Linked DNA regions of Homo sapiens: all the other regions are linked to region 3. A link is a loop called in an ENCODE intact Hi-C map of the cell type or tissue named here. Cell type or tissue: A673. All regions are shown on one strand.

Region 1 (8,000 bases), 140 kb before region 3:
AACACCTTTTCTTGTGGAGTTGGATGGGGCTGACCTTTGCCCTGTGTCCTTAAGAGTAGGCAGGTGGTCTGAGTCAGTTGAGTCCTTCCTGGTACTTCTCTGCCAGAGTTGTTGGGGAAGATGGTCTATTTCTGCTGGACCTGGTAGGATGTGAATGTGAGGCTGTTGATTAATATCCTGCTCACTAAGTGGAGAAAGGGCAGGGAGAGCTGATGTTTGAGGCCTTAGATCCAGCCACTCCCTAGTGACATGAGCTAATGAATTCTTTTTTTTTTTTTTAACTTATGCCAGATTGACTTTAGTTTCTGTCACTCACAGCTGAGCAAGCTCTGACCCATACATGTTATGTTGCTCAGGCTGTAATGCAGTGGCTATTCATAGACATGATCAGATCATAGTGCACTGCAGCCTTGAACTCCGGGGCTCAAGCAATCCTCTTGTCTCAGCCTCTCAAGTAGCTGGGACTATAGGCACACGTCACTGCACCCAGCCCACACAATTTCGATTGAAAAATTAGAACAACTTGACCTGTGAGATAATAGTAGAAGATTAGACAGTTAACTGAATTAATGAGTTGTGAGAGGAGCTTCTCCTGATTTCCCTGATTCTTTTTATTATGGGAGTGGGAGCAGGGGCAGAGGGTAGAGATGGGGATGAATGAAGGAGACTAAAGTGAGCCCACAGGTGTGGCCTTTGCCAGATGGCGGTGGGGATGCTGGGGCCCCAGTTCCTTCCCAGCTGTGGCTCGCTGGCAATGGCTGAGGAGCCTGGGGTCAGCAGGCAGCTGGATTGGAGAGAGCTCTCCACTGTAAGCCAGCTCCGGGCTCCTGTCCTGTTTCTGTGTCTGCCTTGGGGCACATCTTCAATTTCCTGAGCCCTTGCTTTCCATTTCCTAAAGTGGGAGCGCTGACAGCGCCCTGCCGACCTCCGAGTTTGTGAGAGAGCCTCCCAGGAGCTGATGAGAATCTCTGAAACCATCGTGAGAACTATCAGGACTCTATAGCTGTAAGGTCGTTTGTCTCTCTCATTTGATTGAAGGCTGGGCTAGACAAGTGCTAGGAAGACCCTCAGGACTTGGGCTGGGATCTGACCTTCATGAATTGCAGACTATAGACCTTAGGTAAAAAGTGGGCAAGAAGAGGCCGGGCGCGGTGGCTCACGCCTGTAATCCCAGCACTTTGGGAGGCGAGGCGGGCGGATCACGAGGTCAGGAGATGAAGACCATCCTGGCTAACGCAGTGAAACCCCGTCTCTACTAAAAATACAAAAAATTAGCCGAGCATGGTGGCGGGCGCCTGTAGTCCCAGCTACTCCAGAGGCTGAGGCAGGAGAATGGCGTGAACCCGGGAGGCGGAGCTTGCAGTGAGCTGAGATCACACCACTGCACTCCAGCCTGGGCGACAGAGCGAGACTCTGTCTCTAAAAAAAAAAAAAAAAGTGGGCAAGAGGAAGCCTAAAATGTATGGCCCATGGCCTGAAAGTTCTCAGGGGTCATGGATGAGGATGTGAAAGAAGTTTGCTGGGCAGGGCAGTCTCTGGCCTGGGGCAGGTTTCTGGCTGGAGTAGTTAATTCAGTGCCTTTTACTTGTTAGAAAGACAGAAAGATACTTTTTCCCCTCTTTCTTTTAAAAAGTAATAGGGTTTTCTGAATACAAAAGAGTCACATATCTATTTAAGAATTTTGGGCTGGGCACCGTGGCTCACGCATATAATCCCAGCACTTTGGGAGGCAGAGGTGGGTAGATCTCCCAGGAGTTCCAGACCAGCCCAGGCAACATGGCGAAACCCCCTCTCTACAGCAAATACAGAAATTCGCTGTGCATGGTGGCACACGCCTGTAGTCCCAGCTACTCGGGAGGCTAAGACCAGAAGATGACTTGAGCCCAGGAGGTCAAGGCTGCAGTGAGCTGTGTTCACACCACTGCACTCCAGCCTGTGTGACAGAGCGAGACCCTGTCTCAAACAAAAAAAGAACTTTGAAAATAAAAAGACGTGTAAGGAAATCAAAACCACTCATGATTATCCAACTCTCATAAATAACACTGGTAATATTTTTGTCTATCTCCTGGTATTTACTTCATTGTGCCTATGTGTCATGTATATGAGAGATGGCTTACAAAATTTGATATGTACAGCTTCAGAATCTGTTTTGTACATAATGTAAACATCTTCCTGTATCTTTAGATTTTTCTTACAGCCTGATTTTTAGTTGTTATGTAACAGTTTTAACTGTTCTGCCATATATAATATATTCCTTTTATTGGATAGAAGACTTTCCAATTTTTTAGCATTATAAAATCATATTGTGGTTAAATCTTTACAGATAAATCTTTGTGCATGTGGAATTACAGGGTCGAATGGGATGTCCATGTAAGAATTTTTGTATGCTCTAATTGACCTAAAGAAATGCTAATTTGCCTTCCTATTGTTGTGTGAGGGGGCATAATGATTCTCTGAATCCTGGCCCTTGCTGGGTATTATTGGATTTTTAGGACTTCGCCAAATGCTAGATGGGAGAAGCTTTGCTTTTTTTAATTTTTTTTTTATACAGGTCTTGCTCTGTCGCCTAGGCTGGAGGGCAGTGGTACAATAATAGCTCACTGCAGCTTTGAACTCCTGGGCTCAAGCTATCCTCCTGCCTCAGCCTCCTGAGTAGCTGGGACTGCAGGCATGCCACTATGTCTGGCTAAATTTTTATTTTTGTAGAGACGGGGCCTCACTATGTTGCCCAGGCTGGTTTCGAACTTCTGGTCTTGAGCAATCCTCCCACTTCGGCTTCCCAAAGTGTCGGCATTACAGGTGTGAGGCACCATGCCTGGCCTTGTTTTTATTTTATTATGCCTTTTTTTCTGGTTCCCAGTAAGGTCATTTTTTTCCCCCATATAATTAATAGCTATTTTTATGTTTTTGTGAATTGATTTACGTATCCTTTATTCATTTTCCTATTGGGGTGCTTGTATTTTTCTTACTGATTTATGCAGACTCTGTAATAAAAATATTAACCCTTTGTGGGGATCAATACATTTTTAATAGTGTGATGAAATATTTTAATAATGGATCAAAGCAGAAGGCTTGATTCCAGGGGAAAAATTTTTTAAGCTACCCGCCTCTTTCCCTACACATAAATCCAGAGATAAGTAGTATCTTAGTACTTAAACATGTCTTAAAGCATGGACAGGCTCCCTTCCTTCCTTCCTTCCTTCCTTCCTTCCTTCCTTCCTTCCTTCCTTCCTTCCTTCCTTCCTCTCTTCTTCTCTCTCCTCCTTTCTGTCCTCATTTCTCTCCTCCTTTCTCTTTCTCTCCTTCTTCCTCTTTCTCTCCTCTCTTTCTTTCTTTCTCCCTCTCTTTCTCTCTTTCTCTCTCTTCCTCTTTTTCTCTCTTTCTGTTTCTCTCTCTCTCCCTCTCTCTTTCTCTCTCTCTCTTTCTTTATTTTTTTTATTTTTTATTTTTTTGATGGAGTCTCGCTCTGTCTCCCAGGCTGGAGTGCAGTAGCACGATCTCTGCTCACTGCAACCTCCATCTCCCAGCTTCAAGCTATTCTCCTGCCTCAGCCTCCCGAGTAGCTGGGATTACAGACGTGTGCCACCACGCCTGACTAATTTGTGTATTTTTAGTAGAGATGGGGTTTTGTCACATTAGCCAGGCTGGCCTCAAACTCCTGACCTCAGGTGATCCGCCTGCATCGGCCTCCCAAAGTGTTGGGATTACAGGCGTGAGCCACCGTGCCTGGCCATTACCTTTGTTTCATGGGTGAGTTAGTCTGGCAACTAGACTAGGGCAACCCACCCACCCCACCCCTAGAGCTGGTCACAGGCACAGCTGAGCTTGAACTTGGGCTTCACACGTGTGTTTACACGCACCACTTGTCATTGCCTGTGACTTTCCTGTCCCTGCTCCTCCTCTTTCAAACACTCCCTGGAGCCATTTAGTGCCTAGATGATGCGTGTTTTTATACCAGCCACTCTACTCGAAAGCAAAATCTGTTTGAAAGCTGTGTTACAGGTTTTTCCAGAACTTCCAGTTTTTAAGAATCTCTTCCCCTTGCTGCAGCTTCCTTTGTACCATGCAGCCACTGGCTCCAAAGGGACCTTCTACCAGGGAATTTGATTACTTGGATAGAGCCCTTCTGTCGACCACTGACCTCAGGGCTAGCTCCCCAAAACGTCGCCTTCTCTACGCTCGTTTCTGCAAAGTAGCAACAGGTCAGTTAGGATGTGGATTTTCTTGCTCTCTCAAAGGTTCTTTTATTTAAATATGTTCATACATTTTTCTCCTACCGCTCTCTTTCCTGAAAGAATGAAGTTAGAGGATTAGGTTGCTAAGTTTAGCTCTTGCTGACGCACTGGCCTCTCACTAGCAGTCTCCTCGTGTCTCAGTGTTTCTTTAAGCCTCGCTTTTTTGCTGGTAGACGCACACCATCACATCCTACATAATATTTAGCTCTGAGGCGTTTCCAGATGGGAAGTGCGTTTCTGTATTTTCATAGCCGTGTTCTCTACGTGAATGGACTGGCGTGAAGCTGGGGGCTGACGGCTGGCAGGGCAGGTAGGGAGGCTGGCAGCGGCCTGAGAGAGGTGAAGATCCCCGGGGTGGTGGCGGGGAAAGCAATGCAGTCCTTGTCAGATGTTTGCTTGCTGTGAGGAGAGGGAGATGGCTATGAGAGGAGATCTGGGGATGGTATTTGACTGGGATATGAATGGAGCATTTTCAGGCAGGGGAGGCCCTCCTACTTGAAGCAAGCCTGAGTGTTGTTAAAGAAAAAAATTATTCTGGCACTTGTAAAAATGGTAAGGAAGACTTTAGTCAGGAGTCTTGCAACAGGGTTATTGCAATAGGGGAGAGAGATGGGGCTCAACTCTAAATGCAGCAAGACAGTTGAGGATTTACAGCTAAGAAACAGAGAAGAGGGGGTCAGTGGATGGAAAGTTACTAAGAGGAGACATCAAGGGAACGGGATTCTCACTAAACAGACCTAAAAGGACTCTTGCTAAGGGCAGGCCAAGGACTTACACACCCAAGGTAGGGGATGAAGCGCTTTATCAGGCATCAAGGGTAGGGGACTCCCTAAACTGAATTTGCAGGATTCTTGCTAAGACTGGGCTCTGCAGGCCTGGCAAGGACAGGAGGGACACAGAAGGCCAACGTTCAGAAGAAGGCTCAGAAGAGCCTAACTAAAGTTTGGTCAAAGAAAGGGTTTTTGTCAGTGCTTCCTCTCGTTCAAGGAAAGAAAAATTCTTCTTTTCTCTGAGTAATATAGGTCAATTTTTTGTTCGGTCGCCTTTTGTTCATTAAGGACCAGCTTGAATGTCTGTTGGGGCCTGGCGGTAGAGGATACTTGATGGACAACCATCAGGCATTTAAACGAGGGAGATTCATGGTCTGCTGTGGTGATGGGTCCTTTGAAGTTTATGTCAAGTCACCCAGCTTGCAAGCCTAGTTTAGATCTTGGGGGGAAGATCAGCTATAAGACAGCCTAGAGTTGCAATGAGGATTTGGGCAGTCAGCCTTTAGCTCTCAGTGACATCAGGAGGGTGGGAGAAAACGTAAAAAGTAGAAAAATTGAGAAGTTGGTAAGAACTGATGAAATGTGCAGAATGGCAAATCCAGTCCAATTCACAGTAGGTAACAAAGTAAACAGTAAAATGTAATTTATCAAGAGGTGAAAAAAGCTCAAAGGCAATGAACGGGACTAGAATTCGATAATCTGCAAGGATGTGCTATAGTTTTCTATTGAAATACAAACAAGCACTGGTCCCTGGATGGGCGTGTTGAAATGTCAGCATGGAGGGTGGCCTGGTGTTAGACAGGTCTCGGTTCAAATCCCATCACCTTGCCGGAGATGCTGGGCAGATTGGTTGCTCTCCTAGTGTCTGTTTCTTTAGCTGTGAGACATAATGAAAGCTAACATTTATTATTTCTCATGTGCCAGGCACTGCCATAAGCATTTCACATGCTTTACCTCGTTTAATCCTCACAACTTAGTGAAGCAGGTTAATCATCATCTCCATTTCGCAGAAGAGTAAACTGAGGCTTTAATATATCCTATAATATGTCCACAGATGTTGCTAACCTGCAAGTAGAGATTGAAGCTCATGTACTTAAAATGAGTTTGGCACTTTTCAGGTACCTGATAAATGTAAAACATTTTTTTCCTCCAAAGTATATGTGGGAAAACTGAAGCTATAGAGTGTGCCTGAGCCCAGCCAGATTCAGTAGGCGGGGCTCTCCCCCAAAAAGGGAAAATCCTGAGACACTCATCAGTGGAGGGATGGAGCCTACTGTGAGGGTTCTGGCAGAGCCCCTGCGTTTTGTCCTCTGGGGGCAGCTCTCCTGGGAGTTGGAGAGAGGCTTTGACCCAGCCTTTGCTGGCCACTGGGCAGGACCTAGCTGGGAGCAAGTGCCAGGGCCAGCAGAGGCTTGTCCAGAGATGACTCTCGCTGGCTGTGCTGTGTTTGCTGTGTGCCTGGTAGGCACGCATCTCAGTTATTCTCACATCTCTGCAGTAGGTATCCTTCACCTTCCCATGCAGATGGAATTGAAGCTCCAAGAGGGTAACCAACCGCCCAGACACATTTGAAGTAGTGAGGCAGGGATTTGAGCCCAGGTCTGGTCCCTGAGCCCATGCTCTCTGTTCTGCTGTGCACCTTGGGTGATCAGGGAAGCAGACCCAAGCTAGGGAAGAAGTCATGTGGGCAGGGCTGAGGCACTGGAACAGAGTGGGTAACGCAGGATCTTGGGAATCTGACACACTGGGGTTCAAATCCTGGCTCTGCCACTTCGTAGCTCTGTGAGCTTGGAAGTGACTTAATTTCTCTGATCCTTGGGTCCCCATCTATAAAAGAGGAGAGCCATAACTACCCAGAGAGTGTAAGGATGACATGAGAATGTATATAGAGCCTTGGCATGGGCCCTGGGGTGTGATGAGCATTCAGTAAATGCTGGCTGCTGTGGGCACATGGGAATTGCTGGGCACTTTCTCATCCACTTGATCTCCTTGGCTCTTAGGGAAGGCAGACGCTGGACGGCAGGTCTCTCAGACACAGGAGAGACCCTTAGCTTTATTTATCCACCCTGGGATGTATCCCTGGGAGCTGTGTATCAAAATTATAGCCACTGAAGGTTGGAAGGACAAAGGGGAGGCTAGGCCTGGATATAGCATCTTTACAGTGGTCCAACTTCCCTCTTGCTGGTGATGTCCAAAGAGAAAGGCCAGCACAGCGGCTCAGATGGGCGTAGCGGGACTGCCTGGAGGAGCCTATGCAGTGGGCTTGGGCAGGGTCCAGAGTTACTGGTGGCGGGGGTGGACGCTGTCAGTGTCTCCCCCAGACTCCACTGAACCTTTTATATCAGGTGCCCTAGAGTAGCACCTGTTTACCTAGACCTGCCTTCCAGAGACACTGTCTCCCCACCTTGTGAGCTCCTGGCTGCCATGACCTCCGCACTTGCCCTGAGAGGCTGTGAGGATGAAATGCTGATGTACATGAAGCTCTTAGCCTAATACTTCACATTCAGCGAGCGCCCACCTTCTGACTGTGGCCATTAATTTGTGGATTCAAGTAATGTTTTAGGTTGAGAGGTCATAGTTATGAAGAAAACAGTCCCCACCCTCATGGAGGTCACACGCTAGTAGGGAAGATGGATGAGAAACATGTAAGCAAGTAGATTTGATTGTAATATTGGAGTGAAGAACAGTAAAGCAGGGAGAGGGAACAAAGACATCGTTGGTGTGGCTGGGAAGGAAGGCTTTTATTGGGAGATAACAAGTGAGCAGAGACCCTGGGGATATGGAGGTGCCAATCATGAGAATGTTGGGGGAGGCCAGGTGCGGTGGCTCATGCCTGTAATCCCAGCACTTTGGGAGGCCGAGGCGGGTGGATCACTTGAGGTCAGGAGTTCGAGACCAGCCTGGCCAACATGGTGAAACCCTGTTTCTACTAAAAATACAAAAATTAGCCAGGTGTGGTGGTATGCCTGTAATCCCAGCTACTGGGGAGACTGAG
Region 2 (8,000 bases), 150 kb after region 3:
GGAGCTAAGCCACAGACAAGCATCCTGCTGTCTTTCCTACTCTCAAGGATCTCTAGGAATAACATGCCATGGAGTCTTTTAGTCACCTTTTCCACTAATAATTATCCTTCCTATGAGAACTTCTGTCACTAATACATTTTTATGGCATGTAAGAGGGAGGAGCTGCTATCAGATGAGCTTTGAGTCAATCTAGACCATTGCAAAAAAGCAACATAGAGTGGCAACCATTGACTTCGGCCACCCTGCATCTAGCCCCCTTTGTCCTGGGATGAGAACTCTGATCATTTCTGGGGAAACACCCCTTCATTGCTTTCAGTCCATGCAGTTTTGGGGATGGGAATGACTCCATGCCCATGGCAAGGATGGGTACAGTACCCACATTCGTTCTATGAGATTGACCCTGAGATTCTAGCTAGAACTAGAAAGGGAAGCACCTGTTCTTGTACGGTGCTGTGCTAGTAGGATGTCAGCTGGGAGGTGCTGCAGCCATGTGGCCTTCACAATGGGCAGGTCTTCCTGGAAACAGAAGGACGCAGGGGAGGCAAAGCCAAGATATGGAAAGACAGCTTCATGATGCCATCATCTAGGCCCCTGGATCTCATGATACCAAAACCTTGCTTTTTCAGGCACATGAGTTAATAAAAAAATCCTCTTTTTGCCTAAATCTCTTCAAACTGGGTTTCAGTCCATGGTTACTAAATGAATCCTGACTTATTCAAGTAATGACCTTGTTCCTACCAGAATTTTGTTGGTTGCTTCTTAGCATGGGTATTTGTAGTCCATAGCCCAGGGGCAGACTACATCCAGGATAACAGTTTGTGTGTGGAAGTGATAGTGGCGTCTATCCATATCCCTAAATGGATATAGGTACATGTTCTATGAGGAGGCATTATAGGGGAGACCGAGGCTGCAAAATCTGTTTCTCCTCTTTGTCTCTGAAGTCTGTGTACAGAGCAATTTTCCCCAAACCCCTGATTTTATTCCTCTTGTTTTCAACCAGAGAAAGGAACTCTTGAATCTGTTAAGTATGTTTTGCAGGGCTCTAAGAAATCAGGAAGAGATGGGGAAGGGAGGTGATGGGGAAAAAGAGGCTCTGCATGTCTCATTTTTGTTTTTTCCTTTTTGCCAACGACAAAGAATCAGCTGGCATCCTTTTATTTTCTATTTCATTCAGTGCTTTTTAAAATGAAGCATTAAGTCTACTGTAATGGGATTTGTCTAATGATTTCCTGGTAAACGTCTTCTTGGATCTCAGCAAAGATAATTCACTTAGTAGGAACCATTTCCTGCTTCCCCACTAAGAACCAGACCTACCCAGTTCTTTCTGGGAGTGAATTGGCCTTTGAATGAGAGAAGGCAGTACAGGAATATTTCACTCTAGCATTCATCACATAGACTCAAGCTTGCCACAGACCCAGATCAGGGAGGAGAACAGGAAGGCGGGGGTGAGGGAGAACGTTCACGCTGAGCACAACATGAAGCCAAGCAGAAAGTCTGTAGCAATCTGAGCCCTTTGCAGAAACAGATGCACTCACCTCTTTGCCTTGGCTCTGGGGTGCTTTCTTTCTGGGGCAGTGACAGCTTCTGCAATGTCCACACTGTTCTACCAGGACAGCTGCAGGCAGGCTGCTGCAGGAGGAAGGGAGTTCCCATTCACCATCAGAAGGGAGTGTCCTCCCAGAAAAGGAGGCGATGCCCTGATTCCCCTGGAGCGAAGGCTGTTGGATCCACTTGTCCTCTCTCTCCTGCTCCCTTTCTGGTATGAATGGAGCTCAGAGAAACCCCATGAGAAGAACTGAGTGAAACCACACACCATACCCACCCACCTGTTAGTAGGTTGGCCTCCTAGCCTTGGGGATCCTGGAGAGGAAGGCTGCCGAGTGGGTCATGAGGCACTTGGGCCCCTACAAGTGCAGCTGACACTGGTATGCCCACAGAAAGGCTAAGGACAAGCACTGTATATTTATTTCTCCCCCTCTCATGTGATCTTATTTTTGGACTGGACACAAAAGCTATTTGGGGGCTGGACAGCTGCCAGGTGAAAGGACAATGATCTCATCCGAATTCTCTCCATGCCTCTCTCTGCACTAGTCCCTGTTACCTTTCCCAATATGAGGCAGAAGGGAGCGGGTTTTGCTCTGAGCCTTACTTTCAGTACATCCAAGCAATGTGTCCAACTTATCATTTTTCTTCAATTAGCTGATTGCTACCTTTTGAGGTTTCACAGAGGATCAACGTAATGAACGAAGTCCTTACTTTTATGTCTGAGGCAGGTGAGTATTTCTGAGTCTGGTGGTCGTGTCACACAGTCATCATACACACTATTTTAGATGCAAAGATCCTCTTTTCAACACCAGGATGGGAGCCCCGACCCTGAAAGGCAGATGTGGGCAACGCCACAGAGCTAGGCTCTCAATGTGTTGATTCTGCCTTCTGCCCTGGCTGTTTCTGCCTCTGGCTCCTAGGCTTGTAAAACTTACAACATTGAGACAGTTTGATTTTTCACCTCTGATCCTTCCTCTTCAGACATGAATGGAAAGTTTTGAAAATGTCATGCCTGGCAAGATGCCAATTCAATATCGTCCTCTTCACCATTATCACTGTTATTTACTGGGCTCTTTCTTGCTGAATGCCCTTCATTTGAGGAGTACTTCTGCATTCTTGTATTTAATCCTCACAACACCGCTGCCAGGAGGGTAAGATTGCTCCTATTTGATATCCAGGGAAGCTGAGGTTTGGAAAGGCTCCTCACCTAAGCTTTGGAGAGGGTAGAGTGGGATGGGAACTCCCGACTGTCTGAGCTCTTGGCCACTTTGCCCTACCGTCTCCTGAAGATGTGAATCGTTGACATTTCACTGTTGTTTTCACTTCATAAGAGGGAAAACAAAACCCTTAGGGTTGATTCAGACCCACAACTTCAATCCTTGATTTCTGTTCCAAATCCAGTTATTGAAGGGGAGAGAAAATAAGGTTTTCACCTGTTTACAGTCCCAGGCCCTGGTTCTAGGTACAGGATGGAGTCTCTGGCCACCATTCTCGTTGGAGCCATTTTCCTGTGAATAATTCGTTGTGCAAACACACACACCAGAGAGGACTGGGCTGGGCCGCCCAGGCCGGGTTCCCACTGTATCCAAGCTGGACTGCACTTTCCACTACCCTGAGAAAGAGACAGAGAGATTGAACCAACAGCTTGTCCAACACTGCCCTCTGCAGGTCACTGGGCTGCATTACCCCAGATGGGAGTCTGCAAGGCTTTCCAAAGAGGAGGGCCACACCAAGGATTATTTTTAGACAATCAGTTAGTTCTCCATTTCTGCAGCTACTCTTTCCTAAACCTGGTTTGCCTGAGCACGTGTCTGTGTTCATAACCCTTCCCCTACTGTATGAAAGGAAATCATACCTGTCAGTCTTCACAAATCTTAATAAGGTGCCATTGCCCCAAGTATAAAAATATCAAAGTCCCCAAACTAGGAACTTCCTTTAATACTTTAATTCAGTCTTTTTTAATGATTAATTAGGCATTTTTTAATTCAACAACTTTGCTTTTCCTTCCTTGAATATTGAGGGACAGAACTGTGGAAGCAAATCAAAGAGAATATTAGAAATAATAACAGATTAATAGGTACACTTGAAGAATGATGCCACAGTTTAATTTTTTTTTTTTTTTTTGAGACAGAGTCTCGCTCTGTTGCCCAGGCTGGAGTGCAATGGTGCAATGTTGGCTCACTGCAACCTCTGCCTCCTGAGTTCAAGAGATTATCTTGCCTCAGCCTCCTGGGTAGCTGGGATTACAGGCACCTGCCACCACGCCTGGCTAATTTTTGTGTTTTTAGTAGAGATGGGGTTTCATCAGTTTGAGGCTGGTCTCAAACTCCTGATCTCAGGTGATCCACACACCTTGGCTTCCCAAAGTGCTGGGATTACAGGCATGAGCCACCGCACCTGGCCCACAGTTTAATTTTTAAATTCCAGCTTTATAATATATTAGAAATTATGCTCTTGAAACCATATAAACTTAATGATGAAAATTAACATAAATGTTTAAATGTGGGTATATGTAACATTGTTTTTCAAAATTGTTTTAGAAGGTACAAGAACAATTTGTGAAGTCTGCTGTACCCTTGGGCTGGCTATTGCTGACTGATATTAGGTTGCCATCTATCCATCCATTCATCCAGCCATTCCTCAAATACCCATTGAGCACCTACTGTGTGCCAGGCCTTGTTTTAGGCACTAGATATAAAAATAGTGAGCAAAAAATGGCATGTTCCATGGCAAATTCTTAGTGATGGCCTCCTCTAGGAAGCTCAGGGAGGGAAACAGATTATGGATACACTTTTAATAATTAATTCAATAAATGTAAGAATTCAACAGTGATAAGCACTACTAAGTGTTCTGTGCGGGAAACGTGTGAGGGGAGAAGAAAAGGCACACACAATACTTTTGAATCCCATATAACTAGCAATGCAGATATAATAAGCAAATGATATAATAAGCAAATTGCAATGGGAAAGGGAGAAGAAAAAAAAATATATATATATATATTTATACCACCAGACTATGGAGGATTCATCACCAGGCCAGGAAGCAATAGCCTGGACTCCAGAGTCAGCCACTCATCTGTGCACAGACGAGGAGAGGTCTGTGAAGCTTCGGCACAGTCTGGGACTCTAGCTCTTTTGTAACGAGTTGTTTGGCATGAGGTCCAGTCACGAGGGCCCTTCGCAACTGGGCTCAAGGAACACAAAAAGGTCAACTTGTTTTTGTGATTGTCTGTTATTTTTCAATAACTAATGTATAGGAATAGATTGAAATGGAGATTTCTCCGAAACTGTGCTGGATGAATGCCTCAAGGGGTTCACACAACCTGTTCCGGGAGTTGGTGACCATTGTTTGTGTCCACGTTCAATTGAGTTCAAATTTAATATTTTTTTCCTCCACACCAAGGAGAGGTATTTGGTAATTAGAGAATGAATAATGGAGATTAACAATGTATAATGAAGATTATTATACATTATAATCCTCATGTATATATACATGAGTTGATGGGGGAGGCATCAGGGAAGGTAGCCCTGGAGAAACGAAATCCAAACCAAAAATAAGGTATCCAAGAATCTCTATGAAAAAACTGTGAAGACCCAGGAAAAAAAGGCCTCTATAACATGAGAGGATCAGGGAGAAGTAGGATCAACGTTTTTAGAGTTAGTTGGGGTTTTGTTTGTTTGTTTTGTTTGAGTTGGAGTCTCACTCTGTCGCCCAGGCTGGAGTGTGGTGGTGCGATCTTGGCTCACTGCAACCTCCACCTCCTGGGTCCAAGCAATTCTCCTGCCTCAGCCTTCCCCAGTAGCTGGGATTACAGGCCTGGCACACAGTGGGTGCTCAATAGGTATTTGAGGAATAGGTGGATAAATGGATGGATAGATGGCTGGGATTACAGGTGCCACCATGCCCAGATCATTTTTTTTGTATTTTTAATAGAGACGGGGTTTCTCTATGTTGGCCAGGTTGGTCTCGAACTCCTGACCTCAAATGATCCGCTGGCCTCAGCCTCCCAAAGTGCTGGGATTACAGGCATGAGCCACCGTGCCCAGCCTAGAGTTAGCTGTTTTCATAAAGGGCCTTTGCCCTTACGCAACTTCAACCCGTATTAAAAATCAGTGGTTCTCAATCAGGAGCGATTTTTCCCCAGGGGATATTTAGCAGTTTCTGCAGACATTGTTAGTTGTTGCATCTGGGGTTGTTCTAGTGGCATCTAGTGAGTAGAGGTCAGGGATGGTGGTAAACTTTCTACAATGCTCAGGACAGCTCCCCATAACAAAGAATTACCTGGCCCTAACAGTCCATAGTGCTGGGGTTGAAAAATCCTATCATAAATGGGGGCAGGGCAGGCCTGACAAGTGTCTATAGTGGTTGTGGATTCACTTGTTTATGCATTCATGCATTCAGCAAATACTTATTGAGTGCCCACTATGTTTTAAACACCATTCTGGGCATAGTTGAAGCCCACCTGTCACCCATTAACCAAAAATAACCATCTCAAATAGCTAGCCTGGTTGTGTTCCTTTGTTACTCAGCTTAACATTTTTACCATTAGAATGGTGACAAAGCTGGTCTTATTGCCTGAAGAAAGAAGATATTGAAATGCATGGATATTATTTGCAAGGATGGTCACTGAAGAATTGTTTGCAATTGTGGAAACAACCTAAGTGTCAACAGAATGGTTGCCTAACTGTGATACAGTGGTACTATGGCATACTAAGCTGCCAATGAAAAAGAAAGGCAAATCTCTTTGTGGTAACATGGAAAACAACCATGGAGATATTATCAGCTGGAATTTTTTTTCAGAATTGCAGGTAGAATATGATTGATGAGATGTGTGTTTTTTTAAATTGGTGTGTATGTGTGTGTGTGTTTGCATGTGCATGCAATTGCTGGAGAAATTCTCACCAAATTCTTTTTTTTTTTTTTTTTTTTTAATAAAAAGCAGAGTCTTGCTCTGTCGCCCAGGCTGGAGTGCCGTGGCGTGATCTTGGCTCACTGCAAGCTCCGCCTCCTGGGTTCATGCCATTCTCCTGCCTCAGCCTCCTGAGTAGCTGGGATTACAGGCACCCACCATCACACCTGGCTAATTTTTTGTATTTTTAGTAGAGATGGGGTTTCACTGTGTTAGCCAGGATGCTCTCGATCTCCTGACCTCGTGATCTGCCCTCCTTGGCCTCCCAAAGTGCTGGGATTACAGGCGTGAGCCACCGCACCTGGCCCTCACCAAATTCTTAATAATGGCTACCTCTAGAGAATGAGAAACAAAAACAAAAACTGTAATGTGTTCATTGGTAGTAGCTCTTTACCTAATTCCACCCTTTCATACTGATCAGCTTCTTCCTGGTTCATCTCCATTGTTATCAGTAGTCAAGTCAGTCACCAACTTCTGGAGATCCTTCAACTTGTAGGACAATATCCAATATTTACTGTTAAATCCATGTCCCTTTAAAACTTGCCCTCTAGCCAATCTTCATAAGCTCTTCTTGGGAGCTGCTTTCTCTGCCTCAGCCACAATTTCTGTGCCCATCTCCCTGGAACTTAAGCCAGTGAACTCACCAGGACTGTATCACACCATATTCTTTCAAAACAGGCTCACCTCTGTGCCTGGAAAACAGCCCATCTTTTTTTCTATGTGTATTAGTAGAAAAAAAGGTGAAATGACTGTGATCATGAATAATCCCCACCTCTCAGTGGCTTAAAATAACAAAGGCTCCTTTCTCACTCACAGTTGGGCACGTCTGTCCATTTGCAGGTGGGTTGGGAAGCTCCATTCTGTATCACCCTCGCTCAAGGACCTGGACTGAAGGATTTCTGCTTTCAAGAAGAAAAAAAAAAATAGAAGACATGTTTACTAATACACTGGTAATTATTTCTATTCATATTTTATTGGCCAAAGCGAGTCATATGGGTATACAACATAAAATGAGGTGCAGAATTTCAATCCTATCATTTGCTTGGAAGGTGGAGAGTCATATTTGGAGAACATGAGTTCTATAATTGTTGGATGTAACAGTCTATACATGTCCACTAAGTCAAGTTTGCTAATCGTGTTTAAATAATCTATATCCTTACTCATGTATCTGTTCACTTCTTGCAGTTTTGTCAATCTTAGTTTTATATTTTTGAAGCTATATTATGTGTACAAGTTTTATAATCATTGTACTTTCTCATGAGTTAAACTTTTTATCATTATGATAATGCTTTTTGCCTTAAAGTCTACTTTGTCTAATATTAATATAGATAACATTAATTTTTGTTAATATTTATATTTTTCCACTTTTTAATTTCAACATTATAATACAAATGTTTTAGGTATGTTTCTTATAAACAGTATGCAGATTGTTATCCAATTCAATCTTTGATTTTTAATTGAACTATTTAATTTATTTACATTTAATGTAATTACTGATATATTTGAATTTAAATATACCGTCTTCTTAAGTGTTTTCAATTGTCTC
Region 3 (8,000 bases):
CTATGAAGAAAAGTAAAGCTGGATTTTAAAGGGGTGGTCAGGGAAGCTTTCTGATAAGGGGCCATCCTTATCAGAAATGAGAGCTTAGGAAGCTAAGCTTGCTGATAGCTGGCGGAAATGCTGCCTGGGTAGCATCATGTGCACAGCTTAAAGCCGGACACATGCTTACCTCCTTTGTGGAGTAGCAGGGAGGCTGGAGCAGAGTTAGCCACAGGAGCGGGTGTAGGAGGTGCCATGGGAGAGCTGCGGCAAGTCACAGAGGGCTTGGGGGCCTGGGCAGACTGTGGCTTCTACTCTGTATGACATGGGGAGGCCCCTCGAGGGTCTAGAACCAATGGGCACCATGACGTGGCTTAGGTTCTAAAAGGCTTCCTCTGGCTGCTGTGTGGCAAAAAGAATGGGATGGGTGGCTTGGCAAGAGGGGAGGAACGAGACCAAGTAGGAGGCTTTGTAGTAATCCAGGTGAGAGGGATGGCAACCCAGACTAGTGGAAGTGATGAGAGATGGTCAGATTTTGAATATGCTTTGAAGGCAGGGCCAGTGAGATTTGCTGATGATTTGAAAGTGGGACATGAGAGTGGGAGCCAGGGATAGTTTTGAGGCTGTCAAGCTGAGCACTTTGCAGAATGATTTCCTGGCCATTTAGCGAGATGGAAAAGCAGGCTTGAGGAGAACTCAAGGGTTGACTTTGGGTATAGGTTTTAGAAGCTTTGTTGAGCCTGTAGGGAGAGGCCAAGTAGGCAGTCTCACGTAGGAGGGTGAAGTCCTAGCTTGAGACCTTCACTGGCATGGTGACCACTGAGCCCTGACAAGCCAAGGGCCCAAGAGGATGGGGCCAAACATGGGGCCAGTGTCAGCTGACACGGATGCCAAACCTGCATGATCACAGTCCTCAAGTCTGGAACAATTCTCCTACATAGTTACCAGGGAAATCTACCAGGGTTGAAATTCCACCCCTCTGAGTAATTCAGGGGCCTTATTTAGTCTGTTGTCTTCATGCTAATGTTCTTTTCCTTTATCTCTATACCCTTATGCTATTTATTGATCAAAGAACCATAAAGTTACTTGTTTTTAACAAGACAGAATACCACAGCATGGAGGTTTCACTTTAGGATTTAAACATTTTGGCTTTTTACTGCTAACTAATGGGCCTGCAGGCTAGGAAACATAAAAGGACCCTCATTTGTATTCCTAGTGAATAACCATCCTGTGTCTGGGAAAGCCTGGCAGTAAATGACAGGTAAGGCTGGGGCAGGGAAGCTTCAGGTCCCTTCTTTGCAGAGGCCTAATGGACCACCAGTCCCTAGACTGATTGATGTCAGGCAAGAACGTCCAGGGAGTCTGCCACTGTCTGCTCCAAAACAGGATTTAGTCCTTCCTAACCTTGGGAATTTCTGAAGCCCCAATTCCTTTATGACTGTTTACTATCCTTAGTCCCCTGGGATCTAGTATAATCAGCTGGTGGATTCCTTTTTCCTTAAACCTAAGTCTGAAGCCCCATGGGCCTTTCCCATAGCATAAATAACATTCTATTCCTGTACATATTGCCTCATTCACAGGAAGTAGTCTCTAAATTACATCACAGGCCAGTTCTACTGTATTCCATTGACGTTTATTATGGAACCATTGTAGGAATGACATGGTTCCTGTCTCCAAAAGCTAGCTAGCATATCCTATCCATTATGTTCAAGATTCTGGAGCGGGTGGCAGAAATGGGAGAAACACAGGTGACTGAAATCCCAGGATGTCTCATCATCCTCTCTAGGTTGTAGCAAATCTTTTCTCCAAATATTTCCCTAAGTTCATAGGGGTGAGTGTATGACAAAGCATGATAACTTAGCTATGCCGTTGGCTGACATGATGGAATGCTAAACACATTTATCTTTGGAAAGTAGATTAGAGGGGAAAAAAGTGGGTTATATCAGTGTTGCAGAAAACCACTAGTCATCTCCCAGTATCTACCCTTCTCTTCTTCTGTGGTGATAACATTAAAGCCCCAATTTTAAGCTGGGCATATGGCCACTTGGGATTAAGACTATATTTCCCAAATTCCCTTGCAGCTAGGTAGGCCATAAGACTGAGTTCTGGCCAGTGTGAGTAGGTTAAAGTGTCTAGGGGCAGCTCTTAGAAACCCACTTAAGAGGCATTGTGTATACACACTTTCCCCTTCTTCTTCATGCCTGCCTTTGTCCTGCTGTCTGAAATGCAAATACTGCCATCTTGGTTGAGTCCATGGATGATGAAACAAGAGAGAAGGAACAGCCCGCCATGCACTGACTGTCGTCAAGGCTTCTTATATGATAGAGAATAAACTTTTATTTATTGGAGGGTTTCTGTTCCTCACAGCTGAACCTAATCTCAATTCAACTAGCTAAATATTCCTCCAATTAGAGTGCTTAGCGACAGGCTCCACAGTATCATTCTCAGCTGCTGAGAACAATGTGCCCATTCCTGCCGAGTCATGGAATCTTTACTCCAAGAGATGGTAATATATCATCAAGATCATTCTAAAAGCTTAATGCAGTGAGCATCACTTAATACCTGAATACCAAAAAGTGAAAATAATGGTTTCATGTCTAATGGGACTTGAGTTCACATGTCCCCTCAGCCACAGGGACTTGTGCTGGCAGACACCACTGTCCTCTGCTTTGGTATTTCTATCACTTGGACTCTAGATATAGGTGAATAAAGCCAACATGGTTTGTTGTTTTTTTTTTTGAGATGGAGTCTCGCTCTGTCGCCCAGGCTGGAGGGCAGTGGCGTGATCTCAGCTCACTACAAGCTCCGCCTCCCGGGTTCACGCGATTCTCCTACCTCAGCCTCCCGAGTAGCTGGGACCACAGGCGCCCGCCACCACACCGAGATAATTTTTTTGTATTTTTAGGAGAGATGGGGTTTCACCGTGTTAGCCAGGATGGTCTCGATCTCCTGACATTGTGATCCACCCATCTCGGCCTCCCAAGGTGCTGGGATTACAGGCGTGAGCCACCACGCCCGGCCAAAGCCAACATGGTTTCTAAAGACAGATGAGAGAAGTACCTACCATTTCCTGAGGCTGGCTTTACCAAGGACGTAACACGTGTAAATTATTCAAACAATACAGAAATGTATAGTAAAACGTGCCCCATATCCCATGACCCCTTATCTAAAAGTCATGATGTTAAAAGCTTTCAGGATATCCTTCTAGATATTTTCCATGTATGTAGAGCCCTTCCTTTTAAAAAGCACACATATACACACATATATATAAACATAAATGGGATTGTACTGCACACACTGTAATATACTTTGCTTTTACATTTAATCATAGTTCTAAACATCTGTCCAAAACAGCATATATATACATCGACTTCTGACTGCATAGAATTCCATTGTACAGTAGATGTACCGTAATTTATTTCACCAATTTCCTGTTAATAGACATTTGTTTCCAGAGTCTTGCTCTGGAAGTCTGGACAAAGATTGCTGCAACGGATTCCTTTGCACATCTATCTATGTACCAATACATTGGTAGACGTGATTCATAGAATTGGAGTTGCTAGGTTAAATCGTATGTTAAATATCTAAGTAGTGCTCCCTGCAGTTACGTTCCCAGCAACTGTGCCAAAGCTGCTTTTTAAACTCAGATGGAAACCACAATTGGACATTAACTTTATTTCTTATTCACTTATTACTTTTGTTATCTGGGTTTCTGTTCAGAGAAAGAATGACGTCTGACTTTTGTTCAAAAGACAAATGAGAAGCAGGTGAGTGATCTGCTTCAGTATAATGCTTTCTTTTGTTTAAAGTGCATTATGGGCAAAAGTTCTGTCTTATTGCTGAAAAGATGCTAGTGATTATTCTTATTCAAGAATTCAAGATATAGGCAAACAGGAGGTCAAGGCTGCAGTGAGCTGTGATTGCATCACTGCACTCCAGCCTGGGCAACAGAGCGTGACGCTGTCAAAAAAAAAAAAAGATAGAGGCATATTAAGCTCTCAAGAAATGATGGAACTAGCAGAAAATCATTGGAGAGGCAGAATAGGGAATGCCACCAGGAATATAAAACCTGGTCTTCTAGATCCCAGGCTACAGAGGGGTTATTTCACCACAAATACAAAATGACTTTGAAAATAGAATTATATTCTAAATAGAATATAGGTAATAGAAAGATACCTTATTTAAAGACTGGAAGAAGATCCACATTTAGGGCTCATCAATATACTGTGATCTCTGACCACCCAACCCTATACTTGACACTTCCCCTCTCTTCTCAGAATCTTTTAAAAGCAGTCTCAGAGTATATGCAGCAGTAGTAGTGGTGATGATGGAGATAATGGAGTTTTTTTGTTTGTTTGTTTTTTCTTTATCCCCAATATCCAGCGAGCTGCTTGGATAAATGCTTAAAACAAGATGAAAATCTTTGTCCTGGATCTGTACATCCGTGTACTCTTTTTGCATCTGCTCTGCTGATATTTTCATGCTCCCTTGACACCTGCCTGCTATTTTAGAAGAGGTCTTTGTATCAAAGGAGGGGTAGGGGAGTCGGGCATTTCCTCTGCACTAGCGAAAGGGCTGCGGGGGAGCCTGAGCCCCAGCCTCACTTCAGGTGGCAGAGGCCTTGCTGCTGGTCTTTCTTGGAGAGGCTGTCTTAGAAGTAGGTAGCACCCTCTCCTGGGCTAAATGCAAACGATCTCTGTGTGTCCTGAAATCATCTGGGATAATAGCAGGCATCTCCTTTTCTCTGGCAAGCTCTGCCCCATCACTGCCCCCTCCTGGCCCCTTCTATTTTTTTTTTATTTGAATGCCACACTGGACCATTTACAAGTCCAAATGAGTCAGATTGGAGATTCTAAGTAAGACTGGTTAGGGAGCAGGAACTTATTTGAGTACTCACCGTGTGCAGGGCAGGGATGTGAATATAAAATGAAATAAAAGCTTGGAGTCAGTATAGATAGAGAATATGAAGACTGAATGACTAAATGTTTATAAAATGCTATTTAAACAATTCCCAACATGCTAGAGGAACTCTGCATATGGTAGAAATCGTATAGCGGTGAGGTGATGTGTGCGACCTGGCAGTCTCTTCATGAAATGGCAGACCCTGAGAAAGGAGTTGTCCAAAGGAGGAGGGTAGAGCCTTAGCTTGCGAAGTCTCTGGAAAGAGATACACTGGAAGTTTCTTTTATTGAACAATTTAACAGAAAACTGCAAAATTCAAACTTTCAGGACTCTCCTACCACCACCTTCTACCCTCTTGTCTTTTCTTCACCAGTCATTTGTTTTTCTCAATGACATTTGCAGAAAATGAAGACATTTTAATGATACCTTCTCCTTTCTACTCAGCATTCTGGTTTCTGCTTCATCTGAACATTTACCCTAATACTTCATCGAACTCCATCTACATGCTACATACTGATGACCATGGCTATTGTTCATTTTATCCCATAAGTCAAAGATTGTGTCTGTTTTGCTTGTTCAATTGTCAGTGTAACAATAATGAAAAATAATGGTAATAACTGTCACTTAGTGAGTTTTTACCTGAAGCCAAGCACATAATCATTTACCATTCTTTCAACTGATGCTCACAGTTACCTGATGGGATAAGAGCTTTATTATCCCAGTTTTTACAGATGAGAAAATTAAGGTTCAAAGCTATTCAGTAACTTGCCCAAGTTACAGAGATGGGACCTGAGCTTGGAAGTCTAGCTCTAAAGACCTTGTTCCTGTCCACTGTGAATATTGTTCTGCTTAGTATTCACAAGTAATAGATGAACGTTCAGGAATTCAGTGACTAAGGAAATAATCATGTTTCCAGGTATAGTTCGTTGCATAAAAATTAATGTGACTTGAGACATCACAGAACTGAGCTAGGAGGGAAGTATAGCATTTCCAGTGTCTTCAGAGCAGTTTGTTAATAGAAGAGGTGTTGAGAGCTGGGTTGGCTTATTCCTAACAGAGCACAGAGCACTGACCTCCAGGGACACAGCCAAGACTTACTGAATACTTACTATGTTCCAGGCAGTGGGCTCAAAGCCCAGCGTGTTTTTCTATTTAATCCTCACAACAACCTCACCTTACAGAGGAGGCTCAGAAAGGTGAAGCAACTTGCCCAAGGTCATCCAGCTAGTGGTTGGTGGAGTCAGGACACTTCATTGCTCTGCTGGACTCCTCTCAGGTGCCCCTGGGGGAACTTCAGATTGTCTTATAGGCCCCAGCTTCCCAAAGGATGCCCTCTGAATGGAGGGAGGAAGTTAGAGGGAGGATCAGGGTCTACCAGGAGGCTGCCAAAGGTGTGCTCTGGGAAATGCTCCTGGTCTGGAGGGTTTGAGGGAGCATGTCTGCTCTAGGAAAATCCAAATGGGCTTAGAAGAATCATGTCAAGGCCCAGGATAAGACTGCAAATATGTTTGGAATCTAAGCCTGTAAAACCTGTAAAATGTGCCCTCTAGTTATCTTTGTGTTTTTTTGTTTTGTTTTGTTTTGTTTTGTTTTTTTGAGACAAGATCTCACTCTGTCGCCCAGGCTGGAGTGCGGTGGGGCAATCATGGCTCACTGAAGTCTCAACCTCCCAGGTTCAAGTGATCCTCCTGCTTAAGCCTCCCAAGTAGCTGGGACTACAGGCACTGTGTCCAGCTATTTTCGTTGTTGTTGTTATTGTTTTGTAGAGACAGGGTCTTGCTATGTTGCCCAAACTCCTGGACTCAAGTAATCCGTCCACCTTATCCTTCCAAAGTGCTGGGGTCACAGGCATGAGCCACCACTGCAGGCATAAGGCCTCTAGAAGGCCTAAGGCTTCTTAAGAAGTCAGAATGTGTCTTATAATTTTATAGTACCTAACTTTGCTGGCCACACCATAGGTACTTAATAGATACGAAGGAACAAGTGAATGAATCAATGAATGACAAGGAGAAGGCAGCCTATGTGTGGGTAGCAGTCTGCTTAGGAACCCTTTCCTCCAGATACACGTATAAAGTAATGGTTCTGGTTGCTCTTATGAAAAGTTTGTGAAATATGTTTTCAAGTTGGATTTGAGTGTGGGGCTCTGGAGACAGTGCCTGGGTTCAAATTCTTGCTCTGCCATCCCTAGTGATTGTCTGTGGCAAGTCAGTGAACCTATCCAGGCCCCTTGCTGTGAGCTGCAGGTGAAGCACCTGGCTAGAGGAAGCGCTTGGTAAATCCCAGCTATGCTAATCACAGTACCAAAGCCCAGTCCAGCTGGAGGCAGTGCATCCGCCGTGGTTTACAAAGGCACCAGGGAATTGTTTCCCTCAGCATGTGAGCGTAAAATTCTCAGTCCCAAGTTGAACCCAAATGTGCAGGAACAAACACCTGGCCCCAAATATAATTTCCTCCCGCAGCTCATTGCAGCCCCGAGGAAATCACCGGGGGAGGGCTCGGGAGTGCGGCGCGGCAGCCCCATAATTTCCAGGGCCCTTCTCCTACACTGACACGTAATTGTCAGATTGTTTTATGAGAGCAGCTTCCTGCCCGCTTCCTGCCTGGCTTCCAAATGTGCTCATTCCCGAGGAAGCCTCACTTCTCCTTCTCGCCCTTAATCGCTCCTTTCCTGCCCGCCCCAGCCCCCAGGCTGGGCGATTTCCTAAATCACTCGGAATTGGCTTCCAGCGCCGGCGCCCCGGGTGGGCTCCCGGAGCGCGCGGGCCTGTGACCCGGAGGTCAGAGATGCCTCCGTCCTGTTTGATGTCTTGCCCTGGGGGCCTTCCCTCGCCCACCCCCTTTCCCCTCCCCTCCGGAGCTGATTTGGCTCCTGAAGTCAGGGAGAGATAATTCCCTGATCTGTTGCTCTTTGCTCTCCCTCCTGGGCTGGAGAGCAGGAGCCCTGCCTGGGTCCTCAGCCCACTCCCCTTCCCCACCCAAATGGGGCAATTCCAAATATTCCACCCTGAAGGAACTCCTTTCCTTAGGACCATTTCCCTGTCTCTCCAAAAGCCAACTGTTAGGAGGAAGTGATAAGCCCTAACGCTTTTAGCTTAATTTTCCCCATTTGAAGAATTTCC

Evidence for each region. Peaks named below come from ENCODE experiments on the same cell type or tissue, not always from the same donor. Only the 100,000 strongest peaks of a DNase experiment are listed, where the experiment ranks them.
Region 1: a loop joins it to region 3, with 4 times the contacts of the local background. A loop is called at or near these places in 2 of 110 quality-filtered maps.
Region 2: it touches region 3 in a loop (6-fold over the local background); 9 of 110 quality-filtered maps call a loop at or near these places.

What each region holds. Positions count from the first base shown.
Region 1 is chr5:142,399,809-142,407,808 of GRCh38, forward strand. The region is part of intron 3 of SPRY4-AS1 (SPRY4 antisense RNA 1); the gene reads left to right. Among named protein-coding and RNA genes, the nearest start is that of SPRY4-AS1, 79 kb to the left of the region's middle. In A673, no CTCF peak of the experiment used is centred here; a DNase peak (open chromatin) is centred at 3,139; H3K27ac peaks cover 4,663 bases.
Region 2 is chr5:142,696,087-142,704,086 of GRCh38, forward strand. It overlaps a transcript of FGF1 not described here. Among named protein-coding and RNA genes, the nearest start is that of FGF1, 14 kb to the left of the region's middle. RefSeq lists a silencer at 3,107-3,156. In A673, a CTCF peak has its summit at 3,224 (motif pointing left); DNase peaks (open chromatin) are centred at 1,365, 2,005 and 3,185; H3K4me3 peaks cover 747 bases; H3K27ac peaks cover 2,918 bases.
Region 3 is chr5:142,544,252-142,552,251 of GRCh38, forward strand. No RefSeq gene overlaps it. Among named protein-coding and RNA genes, the nearest start is that of FGF1, 140 kb to the right of the region's middle. RefSeq lists enhancers at 6,239-8,000, 6,797-7,443. In A673, CTCF peaks have their summits at 4,698 (motif pointing left), 4,898, 7,110 and 7,315; DNase peaks (open chromatin) are centred at 4,680 and 7,470; H3K4me3 peaks cover 1,184 bases; H3K27ac peaks cover 2,995 bases.